Linked DNA regions of Homo sapiens: region 1 is linked to region 2. The links are chromatin loops, found by intact Hi-C in ENCODE. Cell type or tissue: endothelial cell of umbilical vein. All regions are shown on one strand. Links, peaks and the distances in the headings refer to the core of each region. The heading gives the core; the rest is flanking DNA. Region 1 overlaps LOC105370534 (a long non-coding RNA gene). Region 2 overlaps SPTB (spectrin beta, erythrocytic).

Region 1 (16,087 bases), core at 3,474-11,473, 130 kb before region 2:
CAGGCCCCGGTTACTTCTCCCCTTGATGACTATAATAGTCTGTCTCCTATCTCTCTTCACTCTAGCCATCCTACATACTGCTGCTAGCTTAATTTTCCTAAAGCACAGTACTGATCCTATCTGTGCCTTGATAAAAGCCTTCAACGAATTACCATTGTCAACTGAATTAGGCACAGGTTCCTCTACCTGACTGTTAAAGCCAGCCACAATGTGGCCGTGGTTCACCTCTTCTGTCTTAATTTCTATACTTTCCATATATATAAACTGATTTACAGGCATAAAAATGTGTCACCTAGTCCTTCTATTTGGAGTGGCCATATGACATTTTCCTATTAAAAAACAACAAGTAATTTACACACAAAAGCGGGAAAAAGAAGGTGTGAGGGTCATTTTTGCTTGTTTTTTGAGACAGGGTCTCTTTTTTTTGAGACAGTCACTCAGGCTGCAATGCAGTAGCATGAACCTGGCTCACTGCAGCCTCAACCTTCCAGCCTTAAGTGATCCTCCCACCTCAGCCCCCTGAGTAGCCGGGACTACAGGCATGCACCACCATGCCTGGCTAATTTTTTGTTGTTGCTGTTTCTTAGAGACAGGGTTTCAATATGTTGCCTCAAACTTCTGGACTCAAGCAATCCTTCTGCCTCAGCCTCCCAAAGTAGTGGGATTACAGGCATAAGCCGCCATGCCTGGCCTTCATTTTTCATTTCCTGTTAAGTGTGATCTTGCTGTCTGAACCCTCTCCCCAGAATTTGCTTTGTAATTTTTATATGGCATTTAACAAATGCTGCCTTATATTAGAATCATTTGTTTCCTTCTCCTATCTCCACCCCACTAGAGTGAATGCAGCCTGAGGACAAAGACCATATGGTCCTCATCTCCGATCTCCGCCTTGCACATGGGGCATTCAATAATTTTTCTAAAATTTCCTGACTATATTGAAAAGAGGTTGTGGGTTGCCCTTAAATAACTCTGCCATTGCTTACCATTTCTCAAGATGTTCTTATCCTTTCCTATCAAGACACATGCTTTTTTTTTTCTTTGATGTAACACATGTATGTCCTTATATGGCTATACAAACATTATTTGTTGCATTTTAGGTAGCTAGAAGACAGGCAGTTTTTACTGTTTAATCTAGTTTATGGAATGCTCAATTGAAAGATTTACAAATATAAACTCTTACTAAATCTTTTAAAATAATAATTTTAATCATAACTCTACTTACAGAAGATTATTTTATAAATCAAGTGTTCTTAAACCAGGATGGAACTATATATAAAATTAAGTATTTGTGTATAAATGTATATTTTTCTCTGTAGAGAGGGTGCATAGCTTTCATTACATACAGGAGTTTGTTACCCAGAAAGAGTAAGAACCATTCTTATGAATCACTACTTCTACAGCAATGTTTTTACTTTGTCCTAACTCATTACTTGCAAAGGAATTTTTTAAAGTACCAGTAGTTGTTTCATAGACAACAGAACCAGTCAAAGAATCATTTAGGATAGTTCCTGATGCTACTTCCAAACCTCTACCTTGTCCCCACTTTGCTACCAGTCTTGCCTTCAGCTTAATTGAAGAACAAAATAATGAGATCACACACATGATGTACAAAGACCTCACCATCTGCCACATACATCTTCCTTTTCACGCCTTCTTTTGGAGGCCTCTGCTATTTTCACAGGAGATTTTTATCCAGATTCCCACTATGAAAATTCTTGTCCCTCTCCCTCTCCCGTCTCCCTCTCCCTCTCCCGTCTCCCTCTCCCTCTCCCGTCTCCCTCTCCCTCTCCCGTCTCCCTCTCCCTCTCCCGTCTCCCTCTCCCTCTCCCGTCTCCCTCTCCCTCTCCCGTCTCCCTCTCCCTCTCCCGTCTCCCTCTCCCTCTCATGCCGAGCCAAAGCTGGACGGTACTGCTGCCATCTCGGCTCACTGCAACCTCCCTGCCTGATTCTCCTGCCTCAGCCTGCCGAGTGCCTGCGATTGCAGGCGCGCGCCGCCACGCCTGACTGGTTTTCGTTTTTTTTTGGTGGAGATGGGGTTTCGCTGTGTTGGCCGGGCTGGTCTCCAGCTCCTAACCGCGAGTGATCCGCCAGCCTCGGCCTCCCGAGGTGCTGGGATTGCAGATGGAGTCTCGTTCACTCAGTGCTCAATGGTGCCCAGGCTGGAGTGCAGTGGCGTGATCTCGGCTCGCTACAACCACCTCCCAGCCGCCTGCCTTGGCCTCCCAAAGAGCCGAGATTGCAGCCTCTGCCCGGCCGCCACCCCATCTGGGAAGTGAGGAGCGTCTCTGCTTGGCCACCCATCGTCTGGGATATGAGGAGCCCCTCTGCCTGGCTGCCCAGTGTGGAAAGTGAGGAGCGTCTCTGCCCGGCCGCCATCCCATCTAGGAAGCGAGAAGCGCCTCTTCCCCGCCGCCATCCCATCTAGGAAGTGAGGAGCGTCTCTGCCCGGCCGCCCATCGTCTGAGATGTGGGGAGCACCTCTGCCCCACCGCCCTGTCTGGGATGTGAGGAGCGCCTCTGCTGGGCCGCAACCCTGTCTGGGAGGTGAGGAGTGTCTCTGCCCGGCCGCTCCGTCTGAGAAGTGAGGAAACCCTCTGCCTGGCAACCGCCCCGTCTGAGAAGTGAGGAGCCCCTCCGTCTGGCAACCACCCCGTCTGGGAAGTGAGGAGCGTCTCCGCCCGGCAGCCACCCCGTCCGGGAGGGAGGTGGGGGGGGTCAGCCCCCCGCCCGGCCAGCCGCCCCGTCCGGGAGGTGAGGGGCTCCTCTGCCCGGCGGCCCCTACTGGGAAGTGAGGAGCCCCTCTGCCCGGCCAGCCGCCCCGTCCGGGAGGGAGGCGGGGGGGGGGGGTCGGCCAGCCGCCCCGGCCGGGAGGTGAGGGGCTCCTCTGCCCGGCCGCCCCTACTGGGAAGTGAGGAGCCCCTCTGCCCGGCCAGTCGCCCCGTCCAGGAGGGAGGTGGGGGGGTCAACCCCCCGCCCGGCCAGCCGCCCAGTCCGGGAGGGAGGTGGGGGGTCAGCCCCCCGCCTGGCCAGCCGCCCCGTCCGGGAGGTGAGGGGCGCCTCTGCCCGGCCGCCCCTACTGGGAAGTGAGGAGCCCCTCTGCCCGGCCAGCCGCCCCGCCCAGGAGGGAGGTGGGGGGGTCAGCCCCCCGCCTGGCCAGCCGCCCCATCCGGGAGGGAGGTGGGGGGGTCAGCCCCCCGCCCGGCCAGCCGCCCCGTCCGGGAGGGGGGAGGGGGGGTCAGCCCCCTGCCCGGCCAGCCGCCCCGTCCGGGAGGGAGGTGGGGGGGGTCAGCCCCCCGCCCGGCCAGCCGCCCCGTCCGGGAGGGAGGTGGGGGGATCAGCCCCCTGCCTGGCCAGCCGCCCCGTCCGGGAGGTGAGGGGCGCCTCTGCCCGGCCGCCCCTACTGGGAAGTGAGGACCCCTCTGCCCGGCCAGCCGCCCCGTCCGGGAGGGAGGTGGGGGGGGTCAGCCCCCCGCCCGGCCAGCCGCCCCGTCCGGGAGGGAGGTGGGGGGATCAGCCCCCTGCCTGGCCAGCCGCCCCGTCCGGGAGGTGAGGGGCGCCTCTGCCCGGCCGCCCCTACTGGGAAGTGAGGACCCCTCTGCCCGGCCAGCCGCCCCGTCCGGGAGGGAGGTGGGGGGAACAGCCCCCCGCCCGGCCAGCCGCCCTATCCAGGAGGTGAGGGGCGCCTCTGCCCGGCCGCCCCTACTGGGAAGTGAGGAGCCCCTCTGCCTGGCCAGCCGCCCCGTCCGGGAGGGCGGTGGGGGGGTCAGCCCCCCTCCCGGCCAGCCGCCCCATCTGGGAGGTGAGGGGCACTTCTGCCGGGCCGCCCCTACTGGGAAGTGAGGAGCCCCTCTGCCCGGCCACGACCCCGTCTGGGAGGTGTGCCCAGCGGCTCATTGGGGATGGGCCATGATGACAATGGCGGTTTTGTGGAATAGAAAGGCGGGAAGGGTGGGGAAAAAATTGAGAAATCGGATGGTTGCCGGGTCTGTGTGGATAGAAGTAGACATGGGAGACTTTTCATTTTGTTCTGTACTAAGAAAAATTCTTCTGCCTTGGGATCCTGTTGATCTGTGACCTTATCCCCAACCCTGTGCTCTCTGAAACATGTGCTGTGTCCACTCAGGGTTAAATGGATTAAGGGCGGTGCAAGATGTGCTTTGTTAAACAGATGCTTGAAGGCAGCATGCTCGTTAAGAGTCATCACCACTCCCTAATCTTAAGTACCCAGGGACACAAACACTGCGGAAGGCCGCAGGGTCCTCTGCCTAGGAAAACCAGAGACCTTTGTTCACTTGTTTATCTGCTGACCTTCCCTCCACTATTGTCCTATGACCCTGCCAAATCCCCCTCTGCGAGAAACACCCAAGAATGATCAATAAAAATAAAAAATAAAAAAAAAAAAAAAAAAAAAAAGAGCACGAAGTGAGAAGAAGCTGGCCTTGCCCTACTTGGATTATCAAAGGAAGTAACAACTCTGGACAAGGAGAGATTGCTCTGCCTGGTGATAGCAGAGGAGTCTCAGAACCAGAGGAGGAGGTGGCACATGGCTTTATCCTGTGCACCTCTCCCTCACTTAACAACTTTCATTCTTCCTGAAAATGAAAGCCTGCCATATGCTTGCTGAGCTGTGGACTTTTCACGAGCCCAAGTGAAAAGCTGTTAAATGAAAACATATCTTTTTTAAACATTTTTAGGGAATAAATTATGATGCTCTCCCTTCCAACTCAAGACACTCAAATAATCCTCACAGATAGAAAAATGTATCCATTGAACAATGAGAATGAGTTTATGTAAGTAATAACAATCGGAGAGTAAATAAATGCAGTTTGCTCATCAAAAAAAAAAAAAAAAAAAAAAAAAAGAAAATTCTTTAATGAACCCTTCTTTCTCATGCCAACATTTCTGGCCAATCCTACAGTTTTAGATAAGAATTTATTTTAAGAGGAATAAAATCTCTTATAACAGTGCCAATTTGAAGTGCTAGATCCATTAGCTTTTCCTGATAAACTTTAGAAAAAGGGAATGGGAAGTAAACTTCTGGCTTACTATTAAAAACCTGCTTCTTGGTCAGTTTTCTGCAAAAGCTGTCTCTCCTTCTTCCTCTCTCTCATGGATTATTAATAATTTTTCTGTATCTTTCTCCTTTCTATCGTATTCCCTTTGGGATTCACTCTTCCCCAGTGATTTAATTTAGTTAATGTTCTAATTAGTGCAACTTCCACCCAGGAGATTCCTTGAGCTTTCACATCAGTGCTTTTCCATATGATAAACTCCATTAACAAGTCTCTGAACATTCAAGAAAAAGGAAGCAGTTGTTTAATGCAATAGTCTCTACCTCATTTGCCCCTGTCTTCTCATCCAACTTTCTTGGCTGTTCTGGAGCTTCATCAGCAGATAATTCCATCATCAAAGAAATAGGGCTGAGCTTTTTCAGTACGTACTGTCCCTATCATCACTATAAGTAAAAAAATATTTTTATACACAAGGAAAACACCATCCCTTAGAATGGCTTTTTTTTTTTTTTTTTTTTTTTTTGAGATGGAGTGTAGCTCTCTTGCTCAGGCTGGAGTGCAGTGGCTTTTGATCTTGGCTCACTGTAACCTCCACCTCCCGGGTTCAGGCGATTCTCCTGCCTCAGCATCCCAAGTAGCTGGGACCACAGGCACGTGCCACCACACCTGGCTGATTTTTTTTGTACTTTTAGTAGAGACAGGGTTTCACCATGTTGGCCAGGCTGGTCTCGAACTCCTGACCTGAGATGATCCACCTGCCTTGGCTTCCCAAAGTGCTGGGATTACAGATGTGAGCCACTGCGCCCAGCTAGAACAGCTTTTTAAAATGCTGTTTTGTTTGTTTTGTTTTGTTTTGTTTTGTTTTTGTTTTGAGATGGAGTTTCACTCTGTCGCCCAGGCTGGAGTGCAGTGGTGCAATGTCAGCTCACTGCAACCTCCACCTCCTGGGTTCAAGTGATTATCCTGCCTCAGCCTCCTGAGTAGCTGGGATGACAGACATGCACCACCACGCCCAGCCAATTTTTGTAGTTTTAGTAGAGACGGGGTTTCACCATGTTGGCTAGGCTGGTCTCAAACTCCTGACCTTAGGTGATCTGCCCACCTTGGCCTCCCAAAGTGCTTGGATTACAGGGGCGAGCCACCATGCCTGGCTGAGATTTGTTCTGATATACTCATCTTTTTCTTCCAATCTCCAAGGATTCCCAGACATAATTAGGAGTATAGTCTAATCTGGACTGTGAAATCAAATAGCTAAGTGAACCACAACAGACTATTCAATCTGATGTTCTAAGCAACCGTTCTTAACCTTAGTTGCACATTGAAATCAACTGGGGAGCTTACAAAAATTCATGATTGGGTCCCATCCTGAGAGATTCTGATTTACTGGTGTAGGATGCAGCATAGACAGTGGGGATTTTTAAAAGCTAATATAGCAGTAGGCAAAGATGAGAATCCACAATCTAAGGTAGTCAGCACGACTAACACAATCAGCTTCAATCAATGAAGCTGAAACAGTGTCATAATACTGTCATAAGACAGCAGAGGGCAGAGTTGGCTCACATTTACATAGAGATAAACCATCTTACATAGGAAATAGTAAGTAGTTAATGTAATTTTAACTTTGTACTTTGTGGTTGTCTTTTGCCATAAAGCTTTCCTTCACTGTTAAGGCAAAATTACTTTTTGTACATTGGAAATTACTGGGAAGCCCCTGGGGGGCAGCTGATCAATAAGGTCATTGTATAATTTATTGTCCAAACCAGTACATTTTTGAGAGTGCCAAGGGAGCACTATTAACGATTATGCCAGGATAACAGGTGCAAACCTGTTTTGCGCAAACTGGAACATATGGTCACCATGTCTTATGTGGGATCCAGGAGATGAGCTAGAATCTGTAACATAGCTTTATTCATTAAAGCAACTAGTAGAAACTATGTACTTATGCTGTGTACTTATGCGTATTAAAATCTTCAGCATTATTTTTGCGTATGCCCTATCCACCTATCATTGTTTAGTATCATACTAGGGATCTTGGGCAATAGAAGAGAAACTTTTTAAAGTATCAAGCATTATACAATTTAGTTGGGAAGAGAAGACTGATACAGAACTTTGTTCTGGTAAATAAATCACAAGAACACCTTCAAAAATCCCTTCAGTAAGCAGAATATAACAAGTAAAATAAATAATGAGTTAGTGAGAGATAAACTGTAAATTATGTGCATGCTGTTCTTGACTTGTTGTGGCTCCACTTAGAGTTTCTGGTCATGGTCCTTGCATGCCTCCAGCACTTCCAGTAGGCAGAGACCAGTTGACTTCCTGAGCTGCTCTGAGTCTAAACCTCAGAAATTCTCTTCCTTGTGAGCATAGCTTCTCTATTCTCATAGCTTCTCTATTCTCTATTTTCATAGCTTCTCTATGCACTCGCTAACTCCTTAGTTAACCTCTATAGCCATTGATTCCCAAATTGAGTCAAGGAATTTGAGTATGAAAGGTATGATACAAATGGCAAAAAGCAAATAATATACTACTAACAATCATTTAAGTCAGCAACAGGAAGATTCCTCAAGTAGAGAAGTTTAGATCCCGTTTGGACACTCAGATCGCCCATCCCACATAGAGATCCAGATCCCCATACTGGGTGTTGCAACTACGCCACACACTTTTTGACTGATAACAACCACAGTAGTGACCTGTCTTTATGATTTCCCACAAGATTTTTTTTTTCTACCAATTTTCAACTTCAAAACTTATTCACTATTTTGCTTTTTTTTTTTTTTTTGAGCTAGAGTCTCACTCCTTCGCCCAGGCTGGAGTGCAGTGGCACGATCTCGGCTTACTGCAACCTCTGCATCCTGGGTTCAAGTGATTCTCCCACCTCAGCCAGGATTATAGGCACACACCACCACGTATTTTATTTTGTATTTTTAGTAGAGATGTAGAGACAGGGTTTCACCATGTTGGCCAGGCTGGTCTTGAACTCCTGACCTCAAGTGATCTACCACCTTGGCTTCCTGAAGTGCTAGGATTACAGGTGTGAGCCACTGCACCCAGGCCACCATTTTGCATGTAAGAAGCTTATTCTCAGCTGTGTGCAGTGCCTCACACCTGTAGTCCTAGCTGCTTGGGAGGTTGAGATGGCAGGATTCCTTGAGCTCAAGAGTTTGAAACCAGCCTGGGTAACATAACAAGACTCTGTCTCTCAAGAAAAGAAAAGAAAAAAAAAAGCTTATTCTTCTTCTTTTGCTGACTTATCTTGTATGAATTCCCACTTGATAGTTAACCTATCTTATAATTTGTTCTGCATTTTTTGATGTTTATTTGAGTAATAAATATAGTTATCAAGGTTAATTAGGCAACCTTAGGAAACTCAAATAATTAAAGCACAATAGTAAAGAAAACAAAGTTATAAGATCAATCCTGTCATAAAATGGTTAGGGTTTGCTATGGTTTGAATGTGTTCCCCAAAGTTCATGTGTTGGAGACTTAATCCCCAATGCAGCAGTGTTGACAGGTGGTTTTTTTTTTTTTTTTTTTCGAGACAGAGTCTTACTCTGTTGCCCAGGTGGGAGTGCAGTGGTGTGATCTCGGCTTGCTGCAGCCTCGGCCTCCCAGGCTCAGGTGATCCTCCCACCCCAGCCTCCTGAGTAGCTGGGACTACAGGCATGTACAACCATGCCCAGCTAATTTTTAATTTTTTTTTGTAGAGACTGGGTTTTGCCATGTTCTCAAGGCTGGTTTTGAATTCCTGAGCTCAAACAATCCGTCCAGACAGGTGGGATCTTGAGGGAGTTATTAGGTCATGAGGGCTCTGCCCCCATAAATGCATTCATGTTATTATCTTAGGAGGGCATTCATTATCAGGAGAGTGGGTTTGATAAGAACAGCACCTTTTGCCCTCACGTTTGTTCGCTCTCTTGCCCTTCCACCTTTCCACCACGAGATGATGCAGCAAGAAGGCCTTCGCCACATGTTGGTGCCATAATCTTGGACTTCCCAGCCTCCAGAACCATGAGCCAAATAAATTCTGTTTATTATAAATTACCCAATCCATAGTATTCTGTTATAGCAGCATAAAACGAAGTAAGGATTGTTTCTTTCCATAGCCTCAGGTTGGTCTAATGGCCAGTGTGATGACTCGACAGGTCTTCCCATTGCTCATGGGGTGGACTGGTAAGGGGCTGAGCATGAGTCAGGCAACTCCATCTTCCACACTGGCGATGGGATCCCTGAATGAGCAAAACAGATCAGCTGTGCTGGTTTTGATTAGATCCCTGAATGAGCAAAACAGATCAGCTGTGCCGGTTTTGTATAAAAAGAATAGTTTTTTTTTTCTAACCTTTGGGGCACGGTTATTTCATTATCTGAGTTATTGATGAGAATATTCAGACCTTGTTTTCCTTTAGTTCACTGCTGTTTTGTTCTTGTTCTCACCATCCTCTCTATCAAAGCTTGTTCGCAGGTAAGGATCTCATATCTGCTATTTATATTTAACTATATTTTCCCCCACATTGAAAACAACTTTATTATTTATTATAAAATATTCTATGCTTATGAAATACCCAAACCTTATAGCAAAATAGAGAAGGAAGTAAGAATTACTCTAAATCTCACCATCTAGAAATCACTTAGATTTTTTGGAGTATCTTTCCTGATATGAAATGTCTTATTTCTTAATCAAATAGAAATTATTTAGAGCCTACTTAAAAAAAATCAACAGTATGCCATGACATCTTTCCCTATCAGTAAGCATAAAACCACATCACTTAAATGACTACATAGAATTTATGTGTGTGTGTGTGTGTGCATGCGTTCACACCATAATTGGTTTAACCAATCCCATTTTGATGAACATTGAAGTGATTTCCAATTTTTCATTATTATAATGAACATCTACTATGTTCTTAGCATAAGTGTAAAACATAGAAAGCTAAAGCTAAAAGAATCCTTAGAGACTAGCTAGTTCAATGCCATCATTTCGCAGAAGAGAAGCTGAGATATAGAGAGGTTAAGAGGAAGTAGAATCCAGGTATTTTGCCTTTACATCTAGTGATCTTTCTGGTTTACCCTGCTACTATCTTAAAAAAAAAATTCTTGGCTCTTAAAATGTCACTAAGTGGAACTGACTTTTTTTTCTTATGCCAATAGCCAAAAGATCCTACCTTAAAAGCTAACTCCTCCCGGGGTCATTGCATTTTAAGATTTGCTTTTAAGGCTGGACGTGGTGGCTCACACCTGTAATCCCAGCACTTTGGGAGGCCTAGGCAGGTGGATTACCTGAGGTCAGGAGTTCGAGACCAGCTTGGCCAACATGGTGAAACCCCGACTCTACTAAAAATACAACAAAATTAGCCTGGCGTGGTGGCAGGCACCTGTAATCCCAGCTACTTGGGAGGCTGAAGCAGGAGAATCACTTGAATCTGGGAGGCGGAGGTTGCAGTGAGCCAAGATCTCACCATTGCACTCCAGCCTGGATGACAAGAGCAAAACTCTGTCTCAAAAACAAACAAACAAACAAAAGATTTGTTTTTAGTTATGAAATAAGTTAGCAGATTCCAGTACATTCTTTGGAATGAAGGCAGGATAGGGATATGCTGAGTATTTGAAATATATGGGGCTGGTGTTATATGGGGCTGTTTATGCCATAAACAGGCATAAACATATACCTGTTTATGCCTGGCAGTATTTATTTGAGGAGAAGGGTAAGGGTGGAGAAATAGAGTTAGGCAGCAGTTGGGGTCAGTGATGGAAAACAAATGCCCACTCACAGTTTGGAACTCCTCCCAAAAGAAGGGTCTACAGCTTTCCTTTGGTTCAGTTTCTGCTATGGAAGGTCAAGAGCTGGGTGCGTAAGTGCATTTTGATTACTAAGATGGAGATGGAATAGAACAAGCAGCACAGAGTTGTTACTCTACATGCTTAGCATAATGTGGGGCTAAATTCTTGACTTAATTAATGACTTAAAATATTAGGTTATAGTATGAATCATCTACATTACATATCATGGGATTTGTTAATTTAAAAATCATGAGATACTGCTCCTTGAATAAATGATGCTTTAATAAGCAGAGATTTGGATTTCTATGTGATCTTTGTAAAACTACTTAAACTCTTTCTTAATTTCTTAATATAGCAGTAAGGATAATGATAGCAATTTACTTCATGAAATTGAATAAAAATGACATAAGGCATTTGGAAGAGAGAAAATGATAAATGCACTTTTAAAAATAGAATTTTTCATACCAAAAAAATGAGGAAAATGATATTTCTGAGAAGACCCAGTTATATTCTGTATGAATTCTATAAAACATATGTTTGAATTGAATCATAGTTTCTTGTAGACCAGACCTTAAATCATTGAAGAAATATCCAAACAGAAATTGAGCAGCTGTAGAAATATCCAATAGAAAAGAAAATGAGATGAATTTGCAGAAGTAATGGAGTCTTTTATTGCAATGTCTTTCCAAACTTTATTGAAAATTTCCCAAAGGTCTTGGTTAATATTAAGAACAAATATTTGTGAATTTGGAAACTGCTCACTAACAAATAAAAGCAATTAACAAGACCATTTATGCTGGCAGTAATTATCATATAAACACAAAATTGTTTTATTGGTTAAACTGTTAGAACTCCAGCTGTCATTCCATATTAACAAATTTGATTTTTTAAAATTATATTTTCTACCCTTGATTTGAGTTTCTGGCTTGATAAATATTAATAAAGGAAGAGAACAAAGTTTTCATGGTTAGTTACTCTCAGTTGTCTACTTGCAGACTACCCACTGTCTGGAGTACTCAAGGTAGAGTGTTAATATCAAAACAACATTAACTCACTCCTTATAATGCGTTTGGATTCATCTTCCTATGTTCTTAATCCTGTGTACTCAAGGCTTTGGCATATTGGAGTATGGGAGTTGGAGCAGGGCCATTGCCCAAGGATGAGGACTGAAAATGACACTGAGAGGGTGGAGCAGACAGAGACAAAAGCTAACCGAATCATCATTATTGTGTTTGCTATCCCTTGTTATAAAGACGTTGGAAGATGGCAGACCCCTGCCTCCATAGATGAGCTCAGTGGTAACTGTGAGCATAAAACCTACTCGATTCACTCCATTTCTCACCCATTGACAATAAGTTAGGTATGGATGCATCAGGGTAGCTGAGGACCTGGTGAAATTCAGGCACAAATATTGCCAGCTATGTTTCAGGGAATGTGAATTCATTTAAATAACCTTATTCGAACATAGATAGGAAAGTTAATCTCCTGAAAAAAATCACAAATATGCATTTTTAAGCCAAATAGAAATGACTTTTTGAATTACCTGTTCTTTGGTTGATCTCCAAGATTGCAACCTCCTTTAATTTCCATAATGTGTTCATTCATTTATTTACTCATTTGCTCATTAGGCCTTTATTAAGTATATCTTTTGTGTCAGATACTATGCTAAGTGCCAGGAATCTTAAAACTATATCCTGAAAGCAATGGGGAGCCACTGGCTGATTTAAAGAAGCAGAGTGACAAGACCAACCTTCCTTTTTAGAAAGTGTACTTTGGCTACTATGTGGAAGCAGAATTGAAGGAGAGGGAAACTGGAGAACGGATGAACAGGTAAGAGGCTCCAGAAGCAATTCATTGTGAGAAAAGATGAGGCTGTGTGATGGACTTAATTGTATCCCCCTAAATTCACATGTTGAAGTCTTAGATCTCAATGCCTCAGAAAGTGACTGTATTTGGAGATAAGGCTTTACAGAGGTAGTGAAAGTAAAACTGAGGTCATATGGATGGGCCCTAACCAAATATAACTCATGTCCATAAAAAAAAAAAAGAGAGTAGGACATAGGTGCACACAAAGTGGAGACTATGTGAAGACAGAGGGAAAAGATAGCCCTCTACAAGCCAAGGAGAGAGGCTTCAGAAGAAATCAACCCTGCCGAAACCTTGATCTTGGACTTCTAGACCCTAGTACTGTAAGAAAATTAATTTTTGTGTTTGAGTCACCCAGCATATGGTACTTTGTCATGGGAGCCCTAGCAAATTAATACAGCCTTGGGAACAAGGTGAATTAGCACCTACAGGTCCCAGTTCATCAGATACCCCAGTGTAAGTCTGCCATTACATCTACTCAAGCTCATGTGAGGTGACAAAAAACCTAATCCTGTGTGGCAAGGAAAGATCAGGAACTGCAATATAAGAAAAGATGCAGCCAGGCATGGTGGCTCACACCTGTAATCCTAGCACTTTGAGAGGCCAAGGCAGGTGGATCACGAGGTCAGGAGTTCGAGACTAGCCTGACCAACATGGTGAAACCCCGTCTCTACTAAAAATACAAAAATTAGCTGGGCATGGTGGCGCATGCCTGTAATCCCAGCTACTCAGGAGGCTGAGGTGGGAAAATCACTTGAACCCAGGAGGTGGAGGTTGCAGTGAGCCACTGCATTCCAGCCTGGGCAACAGAGCAAGACTCCACCTCAAAAAAAAAAAAAAGAAAAGAAAAGATGCTCATTAATTTCCAAGCCTGGTTAATGCTTCCATGGACTAGCAGATGACAGGATACAAATCTTGTTTTGCTTTTTCCTGTTATTGGTGGAGGGAAATTTGAAATTGGTGTCATCTGCCCCTTCAGAAGATGGTTCATCTGGTATTTGCAAACTTGCTGCAGGCTTTCAAGTTCCTTCCACAACCATTCTGTTTGAGGCATCTGAAGGGCAAGTTTGGTCCCTAATCCTTGATTCCTCCATATTGTAAATGGCAGGCTTTTCCAATTGGTCCTGCTGCTGCTTTGTCTTTGAAAGTTGTGGAGAATGTGATGCCTCTAGATGTTTCCAAAAATGAAATGGAAATTTCACCTTAATTTTATGAAATGCATGTCTTTGCAAAAGGGTAAAGAAGGGAAATAATGATTTTTGAGCTATGGGCAGTATTCTGATGATTTCTGAACATTATCATGAGTTCTTGATACCTCCATTGTTGTTGGCGGGGATTTGAGTTTGAGTTGAGTGGAACTTCAGGTTTGTTTGGTTTGGTATTTACGTTTTTCCGTAGCTTTCCTACATATATATTCATTTCTGAATTCAAGTGGTTCATTTATTTCACACAAATAACTTTGGTTATGTGATTCAGTTTTTTGTTTTTGTTTTTATTTTTGTTTTAGATAGGGTCTTGCTCTGTCACCCAAGCTGGAGTACAGTGGCGTGATCATAGCTCACTGCTGCTTCGAACTCCTAGGCTCAGGTGATCCTCCCACCTCAGCCTCCCAAAGTGCTGGGATTACAGGCATGAGCCATCGCATCCAGCTCAAAATATTTTTAGGATCAATTTAATTCAAGGCCAAGCAAGTTGGTGTAGCTTATTATAGTTTTTGGTTTATGACTTATTTTTATTCAATGTCTTGGGTTTTATAAATAAAATCATAAACTTTAAAACTGTTCATAAAACTGTGAACTATATTTAAAAATCATCTGGCTGGCAACTCAGTTGGTTTTTATAATCTGAAAATTTATGCTTTTCTTCAACTCTGAGAATTTCTATTCTACTTTCCCATTATTACCTTCTTCTACTCTCTTTTCTTTCCTTTTGTAACTTCCATTAAGCAAATACTGGACCTTGGGGGATTTTGCCTACATGGCTTTCAACCATTTTCACATACTTTCCATCTCCTTTGTCTTTTGCCCGGTGTTTGGGGAAAATTTCTTTGGCTTCTGTTTCCACTAATTTGCCCTTCAAGTAGGTCTGTTCTGCTTCTCAACTAATGAATTTTCAATATCAGAAATGACTTTTTAAATTTCTAAGGTTTCTCACTGATTATTTGTTGTGGATGCAATATCCTTTCAAGACTTGCTGATTAAAATTAAATTATTTAACATTTATCTTGTTCCTTTTATTAACTTAGTTTCCTCTGATATTATTTCCTTCTATTAGTTGGGTTTGGTGCTTCTCTTTCATGGTATTGGTTCCCCTCTCCCCATAAGATATTTGGTGGTTGTCCTATCATCCCTTAATGTGGGAATGGGCTTGTCTCCTCTTTCTGCTTATCATAGCCTATCTTCAGGGGCTGTGAAGAAGGGTCAGGACATGCTATCCCAAGAGAGTGAATGGTTTCTGTCATTTCTTGGGGTCACTAGATCCCTGAGCTCTGCCCCTTGGGTCCCAGGATCCCCATTAACTTTTTTTTTAAGTCCTGCAGGCAAACACCTGATATTTAATGTGAGCAGGACAGAGGAGGCTCCTAAGTGAATTATTCTGTCTCAGGGCCCCTCCTCCTCTTGTATCCTTTAACTATTGCTTGCAACTTCCCTAAACTATTGCTCCTCCTGAATCTGTTTTGGTTTCCTCTGATTTTGTTTCTCTGTGAATCAGATCTTGCATCTTTTCTGTATCTCTGGATTTCTTGAACATTGTTGGAACACTGATCCCCTTTTCCTTATTTTCCTGTGCTTTTAGATGCCTGTTTCAGACATATCTTCTAATGAAATTTGGGGTAGAAGAGAAGCTAAATGCGTGTATTCAATCCACCATCTCCATCCAATCTTTACTTTTTAATTTATTTATCATCTCTACTTATTATTAAACAATACAAGCTTATTGTGAAAAACTCAAAGACTACAGAAATGGAAAGTGAAAGTTCCCTCTTATGTTAGATGATTCTAACATAAGTCTCAACTTATATCTTCTTGGCCTCACCTGTTGGTTTCAGCTAGACCTGAGTAGACAGTTCTGTGAAGGTTTACCCCCCACTCTCTGGCTGTCAACATCTATTCTCAAATGCACACCTTCTCTTCTGGCCCCAGAACTCTTCCAAATCTGCAGACTGCCTATGTGGAGCTTGCTGGGTAGCTCGGAAGTGTAGGTTTTCAACATGGGTGGGAGACCAGTGGGGGCAGTCCTTTGTCCAACCAGGATGAGGGTTAATCTCCTATCCTTCACATAGACAATTCCAAGAGGTATTCTATACTCTTCTGAGGAGGTCCCTCCAGACGTGATCCCTATTGCCCACAATGATGACCTTGATAACGAACATATGTATGTGTTTCCTTCTCCCTTCTTTTTTTTTTTTTTTTTTTGAAACAGAGTCTTGCTTT
Region 2 (14,975 bases), core at 421-8,420:
ACTTTGGAGCTGGTGACCTCCTTTAATAGGAGAGGCGCATGGGCCTCAGAGAGGTTAAATAACTTGCCCCAGGCCACACAGCTGGCAAGCAGCTGGGCCAAGACTTGAAGCCAGGGCTGTAGGACCAAACCTGGCATTCTTTGCAGGACCCATCTGCGCACTGCCTCAGATGGTGAAGGGTGAGCCAAGCCTGAGCTTTTCTCCCTTTCCTCCCCATAGATCCGCGAGAAACTGCAGCAGGTGATGTCCAGGAGGAAAGAGATGAATGAGAAGTGGGAAGCCCGCTGGGAGCGGCTCCGCATGTGTGAGTACAGCCCTGGAGCCAGGGCCCAGGGGCAGGAGTACCCCCGCAGGAGTAGGGGAATGGGGAGGTGCCACAATGGGTGGATTTTCACTACTGCCTAGAGAGGAGCCCCCCACAGCACTGCTCTTCAGCAAAGCTCTGGGGCCAGGGGCCTCAGCGGTCCAGGCAGAAGGCCAGAGTAGACACGCTGCTGGAAGCCTCACTCTAACTAGCCAGCGTGCCCCCACTCCCTGCCCATCCTCTGCCGCACTTGTCCCCAGCCTCATGCCCGGGCTGGTATGCCTGCAGAGCTATGGCCTGGGGGAGGAGTTGGGGGCCCGGGGGAGGGGCTGGGGGCCTGGGGGAGGGGTTGAGGGTCCGGGGGAGGAGTTGGGGGTCTGGGAGAGGGGTTGGGGTAAGGCTCTGAGGAATCCCAGACATTCCTCATGAGGAATGTCAAGCACAGAACCGGCTCTTCGTCCTTCAGCTGGGTGCTGATGAGAGGTGGGGAAAAGCCACCATTCAGGGAGGAGCTGTGAGCCAAGAAGGGCCAACTGGTGCCCCTGGCCACTCATCCAGCATCATGTGAGACAGCCAAGGGCTGGGAAGAATGTTCAACACAGAAGACTCCTTTTCAGAGACATCTAAAATACATTTTGTTTTCAAAATAGAGTTCTAATTAGTGAAAAATATAGCTTAAAAAATATAACTATTGGGCCAGGCATGGTGGGTAACATCTATAATCCCAGCACTTTGGGAGGCCAAGGCAGGAGGATTGCTTGAGCTCAAGAGTTTGAGACCAGCCTGGGCAACATAGGGAGATCCTATCTACAACGACAGAAAAAATTAGCTGGGCATGGTGGTGCACACCTATAGTCCCAGCCACTTGGTAGGCTGAGATGGGAGGATCACTTGAACCCAGGAGGCTGAGGCTGCCATGAGCCATAATCACATCACTGCACTCCAGCCTGGGTGACAGATTGAAGCCCTCCCTCTAAAAAAATATAACTATTGTGAAGATCGGTTAGGGGCCCAGTGTGGAATGGGGTGGCTGCAGGCAGCAAGCGTATCCATGTGGTTTAGGGACACCTATTCAGGCCACCTGCCTGACCACTGGCCCCAATCAGGAGTGAACGATTGGGTGCTAACAGGCCCTGGGCCTTGTGGGGGGTCTGTGTCCTGTTCCCCCTGGCAGTGCTGGAGGTGTGCCAGTTCTCGAGGGATGCCTCTGTGGCTGAGGCGTGGCTGATTGCCCAGGAGCCCTACCTGGCCAGCGGGGACTTTGGACACACAGTGGACAGTGTGGAGAAGCTCATCAAGAGGCATGAGGCTTTTGAGAAGTCCACGGCCAGCTGGGCAGAGCGCTTTGCTGCCCTGGAGAAGCCCACCACGGTGAGCAGGGAACAGTGCTGGGAGGCTCAGGAGGGTGGCAACTGTGCCCCCAGGGGTCTCATGTAAGGACTCCAGGCCAGTTGTTAGGTACTTAGAATGGTGTGACAGGCTTGGCCAGCAGCGACAATGGGAAGGAAAGACAAGTGGCAGGAAGTACTGACCTCCGAATGCAAAGGACAGAAGGGGCTGACTCTAGAAGGAACAAGTGTCAGGGCATGTGGGGGTGCAGGGCCGCATCCAGAGGGAGATCGTCTGAGAACACAACTCGCCTCTGTGGCTGCTCTGACCCCTGGGCCTTCTCCTCCTCTAGCTTGAGCTGAAAGAACGCCAGATTGCAGAGAGACCCGCAGAGGAGACTGGGTGAGTGGTGGCCGTGTGTCCAGGGAGCTGAATGCTCTGCCAAGTGGGAGTAGGGGGTGCCTTTCATCAGAAACCTGACATTGGGACCAGTTGCATTTGACTTCTCACACTGGGCACCCTCGTCAGGAAGGCCCAGAGTGCCTGAGCATGAGCGCAGAGGACCTTTTGCTTCCCCAGTCACAGGCGGGCTGAAGGCCTGGTGCGGGAGGAGGGGGCTGGGAGCAGTGGCTGCCAGGCGAGGCCCCACCTCGGAGCCACCTGAACACGGGGCCCCACAGGCCGTTCTGCCTGGAACCTGGCTCCCTTCTGAAGAATCTGCCTTGGCTTTTCCGAAGAAGTCGCTGGGCGGCTCCTTGCCAAGCACCATCCAGGCTGCCGGCTGACTGGAGGGGGAGCTATTTGGTGCTCCTCCCTGTGGGCGCAGGTGAAAAGCCAGGCCTCGCAGGAGGCACTGGCCTCAGAGGGGTGCTTGTTTCTAAAGAGAGACTGTGTCTTCCTTAGGCCTCAAGAGGAGGAAGGCGAGACAGCAGGGGAGGCTCCAGTTTCCCACCATGCGGCCACCGAGAGAACGTCCCCGGTCAGTCTCTGGTCTCGTTTGTCTAGTTCCTGGGAGTCACTGCAGCCAGAGCCCTCTCACCCCTACTAGGCTCAGCCCAGGTGGAGGCGAGATGAGCTGGCGCAGCCCCGCCCTCCATCCTCCCCACATCCCTGCAGCCACCTCCCAGCAGAGCAGGCTACGTCCTCACTGAGGTGTTCTTCATGAGAGTACTAGCCTCCTCCACTCCTCCCCACAGCGCAGAGGAAACAGGCCAGCCCAGTGACATGACGTTATTAGTTTTGTTTTACCTAATGTAATAAATTTTATTGTATAAATATATCACCATTTACATGAGGGGAAACACTAGCCAGAGATGATTAGTGCATTTCTGTACACCGTCCTTTTCCCCATTTTCCAACTCCTTCCTCTAGGCAGTACTCACCCCCTGCACCCACACCTACACACAGGCACATGCCCACACACACATGCATGCACACACAAATACACACCCACATGCACACACACCACACACCCCCATATATACAGACACCTCACGCACAACCACACACCCACATACACATACACACACACATACACATACACACAAACACACCACACCCACCCACATGCACCCACACCACATCCCCATACACACATCCACACACACCCACACACGCATACTCATACAGACCACACCCCCCATACACACCTCACGCACACCCACACACCCACATACACACATATGCACACACAAATATGCACACACCACACCCATCCACATGCACACACCACACCCCATACACACACATCCACACACTCACACCCACACACATACACACTCATACACACCACACCCCCACACACACACACATGCACACACCGCAACCTCCACACACACACACACATACATGTGCACACACCACACCCCCACACACACACACACTCACACACACACACACCCCAATCACTCAGCTGTCCCATCCCACCTGCCCCACCACAGGCATCTTCAGTGGTGAAGTGGGGGTGCCCATCCTTGTAGGCGATTCTTTCCCCCTATGCAGAGCCCTCTCCTCTTTCCACCGATCTGGCCTGAGGCCTGTGGGTCAGTGAGTCTGGATATGGAGCTGGTTCTGGGGCAAGAACAGACTTGAAGGAAGCCTGCAAAATTGAGGAGAATCCCAGGGCTTTGAGTAACAGAGGTCAGCCCCCCAACTTGTCGGAAAGGAGGATGAGCCAGAGGCCTGGCTCAAGGGACAGGGAGAGCCCAAGACAGCAGCTGCCAGAGGCCTAGGGCATGCGCCTCAGGACCTTACCTGGAGCAGGCCCCTTAGGACTCCATGGGGTCTGTGCAGGGAGCCTGGGAGGCTGTCACCCAGGCTTAGGGAGCTGCTCTGGGGAGCAGCTGACCGAGAAGAAAGCAAGAATTCAGCACACGGCTTGCACGGCTTCCCCCTGCATGTCCCCGCTGTGGCAGGCTGCACTGGGGGCCAAGGGAGCCACAGATCCTTCCTGCAGCCCACCTCTCCAGGTGTCCCGTGAGCCCGCCTGAACCTGGGGGTGAGGTTAGGAAGACTGGCATTCCACATGGAAGTTTCTGGTACACCAGTCACACCCAGAAACATATACAGATAGTGAGGCCTCCCTTTTTCAGCCCTTCTCACCCTCTGAGAGAGACAGATGCCCTCCCCACCCACCCCCATCCACCACCCGCGCGCGCGCGCGCACACACACACACACACGCACACACTCCTCTGTGGCCTCCAGCCTGGCCAGAGGCCTCCCTTTCCTAGCTGCACCAGCCCACCATGCCCAGCAGAGGGCACTGCTGGGCTCCTGCTGAAGGGTCTCTCCCAGAAGTTCCCTCCGAAGCTCCCGTCATCGCATGTGGGGTCGCCTCCCTGTCTGTGGTGGACTGTGTCCCAGCCCCTTTTTCCCAGCAACAGCCCCTGCCGGAAGGAGAGCGAACTCTGGGGGGCCGGCACAGACTGCGGACACGGGCTAGGGCCCTGCACCCTGCCCCCGCCTGCTTCTGCCATGCGTCCCTGTGTGTCTGCATGTGGCGGTGTCCTGGTGTGCGGGCTCCTCTGTGAGCACCAGAGCGACTCCATCCACTGTCTGTGTCATCTGTGTCTGTGCAAATGTAATTACTTGTGCATCAGAGCCGCCTCCAGCCAACACCTGAATGTCACTGGGTTGGGGGGAATAAAACCTGTTTGGACCTGATGATCTCTTTGGGGGAAGAAGTGAGCCCACATTTGAGACCCTTTCCGGAGAGCCAGCCACTCCAGCAGATGGGAAGACTGGCTTGTGCCCGGTACCGGAAAGAAACCAGATGGTGACTCAAACGAACACAGACCCAAGGCCTCACGCACAGATTTCCTGCTGCTGCTCCCTTCTGAGCCTTTTGTTAAGTTCTCATGGGGATCCACGAACCTCAGAGGGAGGGCCTAATACCCCATCCACCTTCGATGCAAGAAAGAGGAGGACAGAGCCTGTCGGGAAAGCCCAACCTGGCTCTAGAAGGCTCCTTGCAAGCCCAGTGGCTGGTCCTTCCAGCCTGCCTGGAACTACCCCTTCACAGAACCGCAGGCCTCTCCCAGGAAGGGATGGCCAATGGCTGCGCCTCCCCTTGGGGATAGTCCTGGGGGATGGTGGCTCTCCTGCTGGTCCTCTGTGTGTGGTCTGGTGTCGGTGCCCTACAGAATAGATCCATGCGGTGTTGCTTCATGTACAATCCCTCACTGTGCATGTCGGCTTCCTGCTGGGGGGAACTGATGGGAGTGGACCAGGCACCCCTGCTCCTGTCTGGACAGCTGCACACCACAGGGTGGCACCCCACCCCAGTCCTCCCCTTCCCCACGTGTGTGTGCACGTGGTGACTGAAGCTGCCATCCCACACATCAGCCTCTTTCTCAAGCACATCACTGCACGGTCCCACCGCCTTCCCTCACCTCTTGCCTTTTTACATTAGAGCACGTTCTGGTAAAGGCCAATCCGTTCATACAGGTAAGTGCATGGGAGGCCAGGCAGAAGAAACAAGACCTCACTCACGAAAGACAAAACTGCTGGAGGGGAAGTCAGGACATCTGGGTTCTAGTCCTTAATTCTGTTGGTAACTTCCTGCGTGATTTGAGATAAAAACCACCTAATCCCCTGAGTCTCCGCGCTCTTATAAAGCCTTCTCTGGAGAATTACGGAAAGTCTGGAACATTTCTGTATGTCAGCAATTTAGCAAATTACAGGGAGGGGCTGGGAGAGGTGGTTTTCACCACTTTCCTCTTGCCTGGTGCTTAGTGCTGTGGTACCTGGCTGGTCTCAGGTACCCACTGGTGTGAGACGGGAGATGGGAAAGAAGTAGTAAAGGGCTGGGGTGTTTGCCTTCGTCCCTGTGGGGGACTAGAGGTGGGGCTGCACCTCTGCTACGGTAAGGACAGTGCCCTGAAGGAGGCCCAGGTCTGCGAGGGAGCCCTCGGCAGTGGGCAGGCAGACCTGCTCCAGACTAAGCATCTCCCCTTCACCTGGGGCTGTGGCCCTGGGAAGCACTTGGGGGTCCTGCTGAGCATCCCCCACCTCCCAGGCTCTGGGTGCCTCAGAAGCCCCAGTGTAATGTGTGGTGAGAGGCTGTTTTCTCCTGGGAGAGAAGGAGGTGGATTGCATGGAGAAGAAATGGTGTTGATGATGCTGCAAGTCCCCCCAGGCTAAAGGTCCCTAGTGCACAGCCCTGCGCATCTTCCTGTCCACTGTGCCTGATTCTGGTTTTGGGAAGTGAAGTGTGAACTGCTCTGAGAACTCCCTCAGCAGGGCTGCGGTGATGCCATGTGTGACGTCCCTGAAAGGGATTGGTGCTCCTAATCACCTTTGCTAGGGCTCACTGTGTGGGATAAACATACCCTGCCTGCCTCCAAGCCCCAAGGCTAGATCCAGGCTGTAGTGCAGACGGGACCCTGGGATGCCAGGTCACTCCAGAAAGCAGCTGCTGGGTGCCCCCTCGTTATCAGCCTTCTCGTCAGGAAGTCAGGGAAAGCTCTCTTCCCCAAGGGCAGCTCACAGATGCCATTCTTCCGCGTGGCCTTCCAGCACTGCCTGTGCAGCCAGCAGCCCTGGAGAAAGGGACTGAGTATCTCGCTAGGGCTGAACGTAGGAGCTGAGACTCCTAGGTCCCTTGCGTCTCCATTCCCATAGGATTAAAGGTTTATGTGGCTTCAGGGAAGTAACCAGCACTTACGAACGTGAGGCGCTGAGCAGGCACTGGACTTGTAGCCAAGACCACCTCTTGGCCGGTGTCTGGCTGGCTCCAGCTGCTGCTGCCCCTTGGCAACCTGAGCACCTCCCCCAGCAGCAGCCTCCCTGGCAGGCAGCCAGGAGCTTTAATCAGCAGCCAGTGGTGGGGCTCTGACGTCCTTGGATGGAAGAGATGTGGGTGTGGAGACAGCAGCTGTGTTTCTTCTCGCCTGAACAAGCTCTCCCAGTCTTTCCTTCTCCTCCTGCTACTCTTTCAGACATTTTGCAGTGAATGCAAATCCTATGTTTGTTGGTAATAGGCAGACCCAGCTGGAAACAACATCAGTTTTCCCCAAAACCTGGGCATGTTCCTGTCTACCCAGTATGCCTGAGTCAGTGTGGCAGGGGTGTGTCTGCCTATACTCTGGCACTGCGCCTGGCTCCCTGGAGAAACCTGCCGTAGGCTCTTTCTGGACACCTGCCCGCTGCTGGGCATGTCCCTTTCTCCTTGCTGTGGTCAGATTTAATATTCCTGGCCCCTCTGTTCTGACGACTCTTCCTAAGTTCTTCCTTTCCAGCTGTGTTTCAGAACATCCTAGATACTGATGGCCTCAGGATGAGACTCAGTTAACATTGGAGGCATCTCAGAAATGGGTTTGAAGTGGACGATGTGACCACTGGGTGGCAGATCTGGATGGGGGAGTCAGTGTCTTCTAACTCTCTCTAATCTTTCAAATGCTGAGTGGCTGGCTCAGGGCCACTGAGCGACTAAGCAGCCAGCAGCTCCTTCAGGGCAGGGACCTGAAGAGGCCACACAGGTGGTGGGCATGGTGAAGACAGCTCCCGAGGAAGCCTCATTCTCTTCTCACGCCCTGGTGACAGTGGACCAGGTTTCTCCTCCCCTGCACACTGCCATTCCCCTTCCCCTCCATTCACTTTACCAGGTGCCCTTCTGCCCTGCATCCCTACCTGTCATCTTGGCCAGGCCCCCCAGTTGCCATCTCAGACAGACATCTGGACTCTGGGGTGCAGTGTTGCACTGGACTGCTCCCCTAACCCACTTCTCATAAGAGCCTTTCCCCATCCCTTGGCCTGCAATCCAGGGGACTCCTCACCATGTATCCCAGCCTCAGCTCCCCGCCCTGGCTCTTTCCCCCTGTTCAGCAACAGCTTCTGCTTTCTCCTTTAAGGCGTCTGTCTCTGCCCACCTTAAGTTGCCATCTCTTCATCTCTTTGGCTGCCCTCAGCTCAACAAACCATTTCTTTTTCTTCTCTTGCAAACAACTGTCTTCTGAACAGCCTTTCCAACCCACCCAGTGACAGCCCTTCTCACCCAAAGGACAAGAGCTGAGATATCAGACACCGGGCGAGGGCAACACTTCTTGGCGGCCAGAGTCACTTCTTGGCTGCTGGCTCCCCACATCCCACAGTCACCAGCACTCTTTGGTTGCCTAAGGCATCTAGCAGGGGGTCTTGTTTGGCCCCAAGCCCGTCTTCCAGCTCTGGCATGATTATGCTGCCTCTGTCAATCAGCCATGTGTTTTGCATAAGCCAGGATCATCTCATTTAGACTGTGAACCCCATCGGGCAGGTGCTTTCCTCTGGAGTGAGGATACAGGTCTCCTCTCTTGCAGGAGAATTAGTAAGAACACAGAGTTTGGTGCCAGACAGACCTGCGACCTCAACATTCCTCACTAATGTGTGACTATGGACAGGTCACTCATTCTGTACGACCCCCAGTTTCCCTCATTTGTAACACAGGTGTAATAACAGTACCTGCCTTACAGAGAGGCTGGGAGGATTGGAAGAGACAATGTAGGTAGAGCAGCTGGCACTGAGTAGGTGATCATTTAAGTCCCTTCATTTTTCTCCATCCCCCACCTCAGTCCTTCATCTCTTAAAAGTAGCATCCTCCATGTGAATTCTAACATGAATTCAGTTGTGGCACGATGCATCCCGTTGCTGCAGTCAGCCTGTTTCTGGGGTGCATCCTCAGGCCCTGGTTCTCACTGGTGTTACCTTTAGAGAGAAGACCTTGTCGCCTGTGTTCTTTGCTTGTAAATGCATCCGGGTTCTCTGAGCATCTTCAGAACCTCTGAAACACCCTGTGGTCCGGAGCCAGGTTGTGTTTCTCCTGGGAGCCTGAGGAGTTTGTTGTCTGTGTGCAGTCCCCCGCGCCACCTGCTGGTTGAGCCTGGACATACACCTTCACCTCCTTTGGCCCGGAGAAGACATTTACCCACCTGGCCATGTCCCTGGCCTGTTGTGCACATCCTCTGTGAAGACCCCAACCCCTGCCTCCCCCACCCAAGCCAGTTTCCTAGCAAGGCAGGACCCTAAAAAGTCAAGCTTACACAGACTCCTGCTTGACTTTGCAAGACTGCAAAGACCCAGAGATGGCCATCCCGCACCCATTGGGAGCCTGTGGCCTCTCCCTGTTGGTTTGACTACAATCCTGTGAGACCCCAAAAGGGCTGTGCCCTCTTCTCCACTGATCCCTGTCAACCAGCAACCAATGCTGCTTGTCCCCTGCCCTCCTCTGATGTCATGATCCCACAGCCAGTACACACAGCTCCTCAGACACCTCCCCCTGCCTCTTCCCCAAACCAGAGGACTAAAGGCAGTGCCTTCCCTTATTCAGCCCACTCTGCAATTCTCCTTCACCTCCATTTATGGTCTAGACTCCCTTGCTGCCCGCAACTGGACACCCAGAATTTCTTCCAAGCAGCGGGACTCTCTTCCTTCAGAGTGTCCCCTGCTCCGGTGGGTGGCAGCCCTCAGTGGTACAGGTGGAATCTGCATCTTCCTGATGACCTGAGGACTCCAGCAGCAGCCCCTGCCTTACAGCACAAAGGTGGAAGGGAACCTCAGATCAGCTCCTCCATATGCTGCCTTTGGGCAGAACCTGCCGGTCCCTTAGTCACATCTCAGCCACATGAGTAGCCAGCATCGCCCCTCCTGGTGCTCTCTGTCCATAGATCTCGCCTCCTGTCGGGTAAGGCAGTCCCCACCTCAGACCATGGCCTGCTTACAGGGGGGCAGCCTCCCCTCATCCCCTCTTATTAGCCTTGAGGCTCAGGGGAGGTGGGTCCTCCTGCCAAACCATGCTGCTAGCCTGACCCAGGGCCCACGGTTGGCATGGGTGGATGGTTCAGCTGGTGAGCTGGGAGGTCCTTGATGGATCTGGCCTAGAAAGAGGCAGGACTGATCCAACAGGGCCACAGGCCTCCCACTGCAGGTTCGCAGCCAGGGGGTCATGGGTGGGTCCCTGCCCAGCTACTTGGCTCCCTGCCTAGCTACTTGGCTCCCTGCCTTCCCACACCACCTGTGGTGCCCTTTCCGATTTCAGAGGCATTGTGTGGATAGGAAGCAGGGCCATGGATTCTTGCCTCAGCTCTGCTACTGACTTGCTGTGTGCTCTAATCTCAGCCCGTCACTGAGCTTTTCCGGAACCCAGTTTTCTCATCTGAGATAGGAGAGGCTGAGTCCCATGACCCCAAGGCCTCTTTCCAGCTCTAGAATTCTGAGAATCTCTTTTCTCACATCAGCTTCATCTACCCCATCTCCAGCCTCCCCCACCCCCTTCCCTGATAAGGCCCCCATTGTTGATTCTACCTACATACCCCTCCCAGAGGCATGGCTAGAAATAAAAGGCCCCAGAGAAATTCCTTATCTCTTATGAATTGCAAAAGATCTTTACATACACATACACACTCACATACTTGCAGGGCTGTGTCAGGCTCCCACACCCCTCCTCCCCCGTGAGCAAGGAGCCTGCCAGCAGCATCTGGCCATCCCTCCAGCTTGCTCTCTGCTGTTTGTGCACTTTCCCTGGGCAGATGGGAACCCCAAGAGTAACTATTTAAAAAATGGTTCTGCTTCAGAAAAGGATTTGACCTCTTGGATATATATCTAGACACAATCTTCCTCGAAGTCTTTTCTTGACAAAGTTGTGAGCTGTTTGTAAAATCCACTTGTGAATTACCAGAGCCCTCCACTCAGCAGCACGCCGTTGTCTTTGGCCGGACCTGGGGCCTCTGCCTTTGGCTTCTGGGGCCCCTCCACCTCAGTGCCCCACTCCAAGCCTTGAGGCAGGGCCTCAGGCCACTTCTGCACTACCCTAAAGGGGTGGGGCCTCAGGCCCTCCTGCACTGCTTACCTGTTCACATGGCTTCTCCCTTCCTGTCTCAAGCCTCAGAATGTTCCAACTGAAACTGGCCGAGAAAGGAGGGGCTGAGGCCTTGCCTGCCAGTGGCTGAGATTCCCATTCCCCATTTCTCAGTCCTGAGCATCTGCTACTCCAGGAACAAGAGGGTTTTTGAGATCCTTACACCAGCCCCACAGGACACTGGCCACAATAATTGCTCGGCAAAGCCCCAGGGAGGCAGGGGTGGATAGGGAGGGGTGAAGGATCATAAGAAAGCCAACATTTACAGACATGATCTCACTTTAAAAGGCTGCAAACCACCTGTGAAGTAGGTCATGGGCTCACTCCCACTAACTGAGTCAGGAAGGTTCTCTCCCTTCCCCCAGATGGAATTCCAGGGACTCTCACTCCAGGCCTGTCTGACCCAACACCTGGGAAGGGGTGGGCTTCTCAGGAGGCCCTCTGCTGTTGGTCCTGGATGGGAGAGCAGGAAGAGGGCTGAGGGAAGGGGCCAGCTCCGTCTGAGAGCTCATCGGTGTCTCTGCTCACAGGGCCTTCTAGAAATCCCTGTCCTCCTTACTCCCTCACCCCAGTGCCTCTTGGTTCTTCCTCCTTGTCCCCCTCCAGGGAGTTGGCCAGCCTCCTGGGAGCTGAGGAGGGGAAGAAAGGATTGTCCCCAAAGCCCCTTCCCCCTCTCCTGTACCCACCTTCATTACACCTCACCTTTCTCACCTGTGTCCGCTCCCCCCTCCCAGAGAGGAAGGGAAGCCCTGCCAAAGCCCAGTTCCTTCATCTCTCACCCTCATTCTTGGCCTTGGCCTTCAGGGTGGAGAGTACAAGATGCATTTTAAATTGTCTCTACAGGAGCAGTCAGGAACGCCAAAGAAATCTTTGCATACATTGGAAAACCCCCATTTTCCAAAGCCAACCTGTGACCTGGCCACATAATTTTTGATCGCACTGGCATAGCCTCTGAATGTCCCTGCCAAGGAATGTGGGCCAGGCACCCATTAAGAGGAAACAGAAGAAAGGTGGGATTAAGTTGGGAGTCAGTCCTGGCAAAATCCATCTCTATTTTCAGAGGACAGTTTTCTAAAGGAAGGAAAATGGAATGGAAGTATAGGAAGAAAATGTAGACATGGAGGTCTCTAGTAAAACCAATCCCAGGAGAGCAGAGGCTGGGTAAGAGGGGCAAACATGGCTGAGAGGGTCTGGCAAGCTTCCCTCCCTATATCTGCCATGGCTGCTTCTCTGAGACCCAAGGGCAGGGAGAGCACTGATGGTAGCAGGAGCAGCAGTGCAGCCCATGTCCCCTCCTCTGGAACCTACTCCCGCCCCTCTTGGAGGAAAAGCAGGGCCTCCCCAGATGTATACCCAAGTCAGAGCGCAGGATCCACAGAAAGACCCCAAGCCCAGGCTTCCAGTCCCATCCCTGCCTCTCCTGCTCTTCCTCCCTGCTACGGTGATCCAGGCAGGGCTTTGGGGCCTCCAGATCCTTGTGGCCAATGCTGGCTCATTGCAGACACTCTAGGGTCCAAAGGCTGCCAGATGCATAGAGAGGAGTGGCCTGGCCACAACCCTCAGGGGCGCTAAGGTGGGAAAAGATGAACACCATAAAGATGGGATAAAAGCTCAGGTCTGTCCATTTTGGGAGTGCATATTCCGAACTGCCTCCTATACCTATTAGCTTTGTTGTCACCAGGAAATGCAGAGTCCTCAATTCTTAGTCTGTCTTGGGAGAATTCGGCCAAGAGACCAAGTAGTAATGTAAGCAAAAGGTTTACTGAAGGAAAATAAAGAGCAGGGATTGTATTTATTTATTTATTTTGTGACAGAGTCTCACTCTGTCTCCTAGGCTGGAGTGCAGTGGTGTGATCTCGGCTCACTGCAACCTCCACCTCCCGGGTTCAAGCGATTCTCCTGCCTCAGCCTCCCAAGTAGCTGGGACTACAGGCACGTGCCACCACGCCCAGCTAATTTTTTGTATTTTTAGTAGAGACGGGGTTTCACTGTGTTAGCCAGGATGGTCTCAATCTCCTGATCTCGTGATCCACCTGCCTCGGCCTCCCAAAGTGTTGGGATTACAGGCGTGAGCTACCATGCCCGGCCTGGGAGTTTATTGAAGTAGACTCCAAGAGAGGAGCCAGCAGGTCCGCCTGGGAAGCAGCAGTATTCACAGCAAGAGTGAGGTAGCAGCAGAGACAATACACTCTGAAAGATGAGGCAGAGCAGGCTGCTCGAAAGATGAGCCAGCAACTAGAGAGTTCTGCCTTGCGGTTTTTATTAGGTCACACTCTATTTAGGTTCCTGCCTCTGTCTCAAGTCTCCACCTTTGTCTAATTTCCTGCCTCTATCTTATGTCTCCATCTTTTCGCCCCACCTAGTTCCCGCCCCAGGTTTGTGGGACTCTCCCTTACTGTCAGCTGATGAACCTGCAGGGGCGGGTGTCGGATATGAATCCTATCGAATGGTGATGTTGCTAATTACTGCCACTCCAGGAAGGGTGTATATTGGTATTTATTGCACGTGCATATCTCGTAGGAATTTCTCCTTTGCTTTCTTTCCCTCCTTAGCATGCAGCTGGCTACATTCCCACAGGTTAACTGCAGAGTGATGACTGGGCATCTTAAGGGGTGTCTTGGGGTGTTCCTTCCTGCATAGATATTTCCCCTCCTCTCTGCTCATATCTAGGGTGAATGTTTTGGATGGTCTCTGGGGTGTGAGACTTTCCAGACCTCCCTTTCTCAGAGGCTTTCCCACCTGCTCATATTTATCTGCCTACTCCGACAGTATAACCTTGGGCAAGTCACTTGACCTCTCTGAGCACTGGTTTTCTCATTATAGATCGAAAGCATTAGACTAAGTCAGTGGTTTCCAAACTTTCCCAGCCACATAACCCTTTCTTTAAATGAAATCTTACTGGATCCCTACCATGTAACCTGTTTACTGAACAGTCCTAATTTGATGAGATACAAACATGACCAGTTTTATCTTTCTTGCAACCACTGCCTTCCAACGTCTCCATTGAGCCCCCCTTCCCATTCCTAAGGCCACCTCAGGCAGACCCTGGTCACTTTCAGTGGATAAAAAGTCTGCCCAGTTGTTTCAGTTTAAAGCTTCGATCTGATGTCCAACATGGGGCCCACATCCTCCCATCCTCCATCCTCTGTTTCGGGTTTGCCCCATAGTCTAAAGGATTCAGACCAGGGAGGAGAACATGGTCTGCTCTCTCCTGGCTCCTTCCCTCTCCTCCCCAGCACTCTTCTGGACCTCTGTCTTCAGCTGTTGGGGCAGGGAGGAGGGAGCAGAAAAAGAACCTTTTCTGACCTCCTGGCTGAAGATGTCCTTGGTGCTTCAGGCATCCAGCTGCTTGGGGGCCTTCCTACCTCTTGCTGAAAGGTGTTTAGCAGTCAGGTCTTTGGGACCGGGTCCTGGCCAGATGGCTCCAGTGAGGCTGCCTTCCTTGGTGCTCACTTGGCACGGAGGAGACCCACCCATTCTTGCCCCACCTGGCAATGGGAGGCCGCCCGCTGCTGCCCCAATCTGTCCTGCCCTCTCTTTCTTCTGCCCCAACAGGCAAAAGGGCAGATCAGCAAGGTCTAGCATAAGGAGATGCCCAGCCAGGGAATGGCAGGTCAGCTTCCCCTTCTCGTGGGCACCTGTATGTCATACAGTGAGTGGCACCATTGGAGGCCCCTCCCTTGACTTGGGCAGGGGCCAGGCATCCCCAGGTCTCCACAGGGAGGTGCAGGGAGGTAAAGACCACAGCAGTTCCCCAAGGCTGTGCCTCCTTACGAGGGGGATTCTCAACTCCTGCTGAACATTAGATCCCATGAAATGCTCAGTAAGAGATACCAATGTGCCGACCCCCGGGGCCAGTTAACTCAGCATCTTGAGATGGAGCCTGAGAATGTTTCTTTTGAAAGCACCTGAGGTGATTGCGGAAGGCAGCCAGGGTTAGGAACCACTGCCCTGTCCAAAAAGTTCCCATCAAATGATGGAGAAAGGACCTGTTAGACCTGCTGATGGCCAGG

The links. Hi-C counts contacts between places; a loop is a spot of excess contacts. Peaks named below come from ENCODE experiments on the same cell type or tissue, not always from the same donor. Only the 100,000 strongest peaks of a DNase experiment are listed, where the experiment ranks them.
Region 1: it touches region 2 in a loop (6-fold over the local background); 25 of 110 quality-filtered maps call a loop at or near these places.

What each region holds. Positions count from the first base shown.
Region 1 is chr14:64,882,453-64,898,539 of GRCh38, reverse strand. It overlaps LOC105370534 (a long non-coding RNA gene), which reads left to right. Exons shown (of 3, transcript XR_943942.3): 2 at 12,550-12,617. Among named protein-coding and RNA genes, the nearest start is that of SPTB, 11 kb to the right of the region's middle. In endothelial cell of umbilical vein, for the core only: a CTCF peak has its summit at 6,537 (motif pointing right); a DNase peak (open chromatin) is centred at 6,559; H3K27me3 peaks cover 819 bases.
Region 2 is chr14:64,754,363-64,769,337 of GRCh38, reverse strand. SPTB (spectrin beta, erythrocytic) reads left to right here. Exons shown (of 36, transcript NM_001355436.2): 29 at 220-304; 30 at 1,479-1,675; 31 at 1,986-2,035; 32 at 2,537-2,612. Among named protein-coding and RNA genes, the nearest start is that of MIR7855, 24 kb to the left of the region's middle. RefSeq lists an enhancer at 2,053-2,971 and silencers at 8,896-8,945, 8,966-9,065. In endothelial cell of umbilical vein, for the core only: a CTCF peak has its summit at 4,418 (motif pointing right); DNase peaks (open chromatin) are centred at 4,417, 4,897, 6,597 and 6,727; H3K27ac peaks cover 1,761 bases.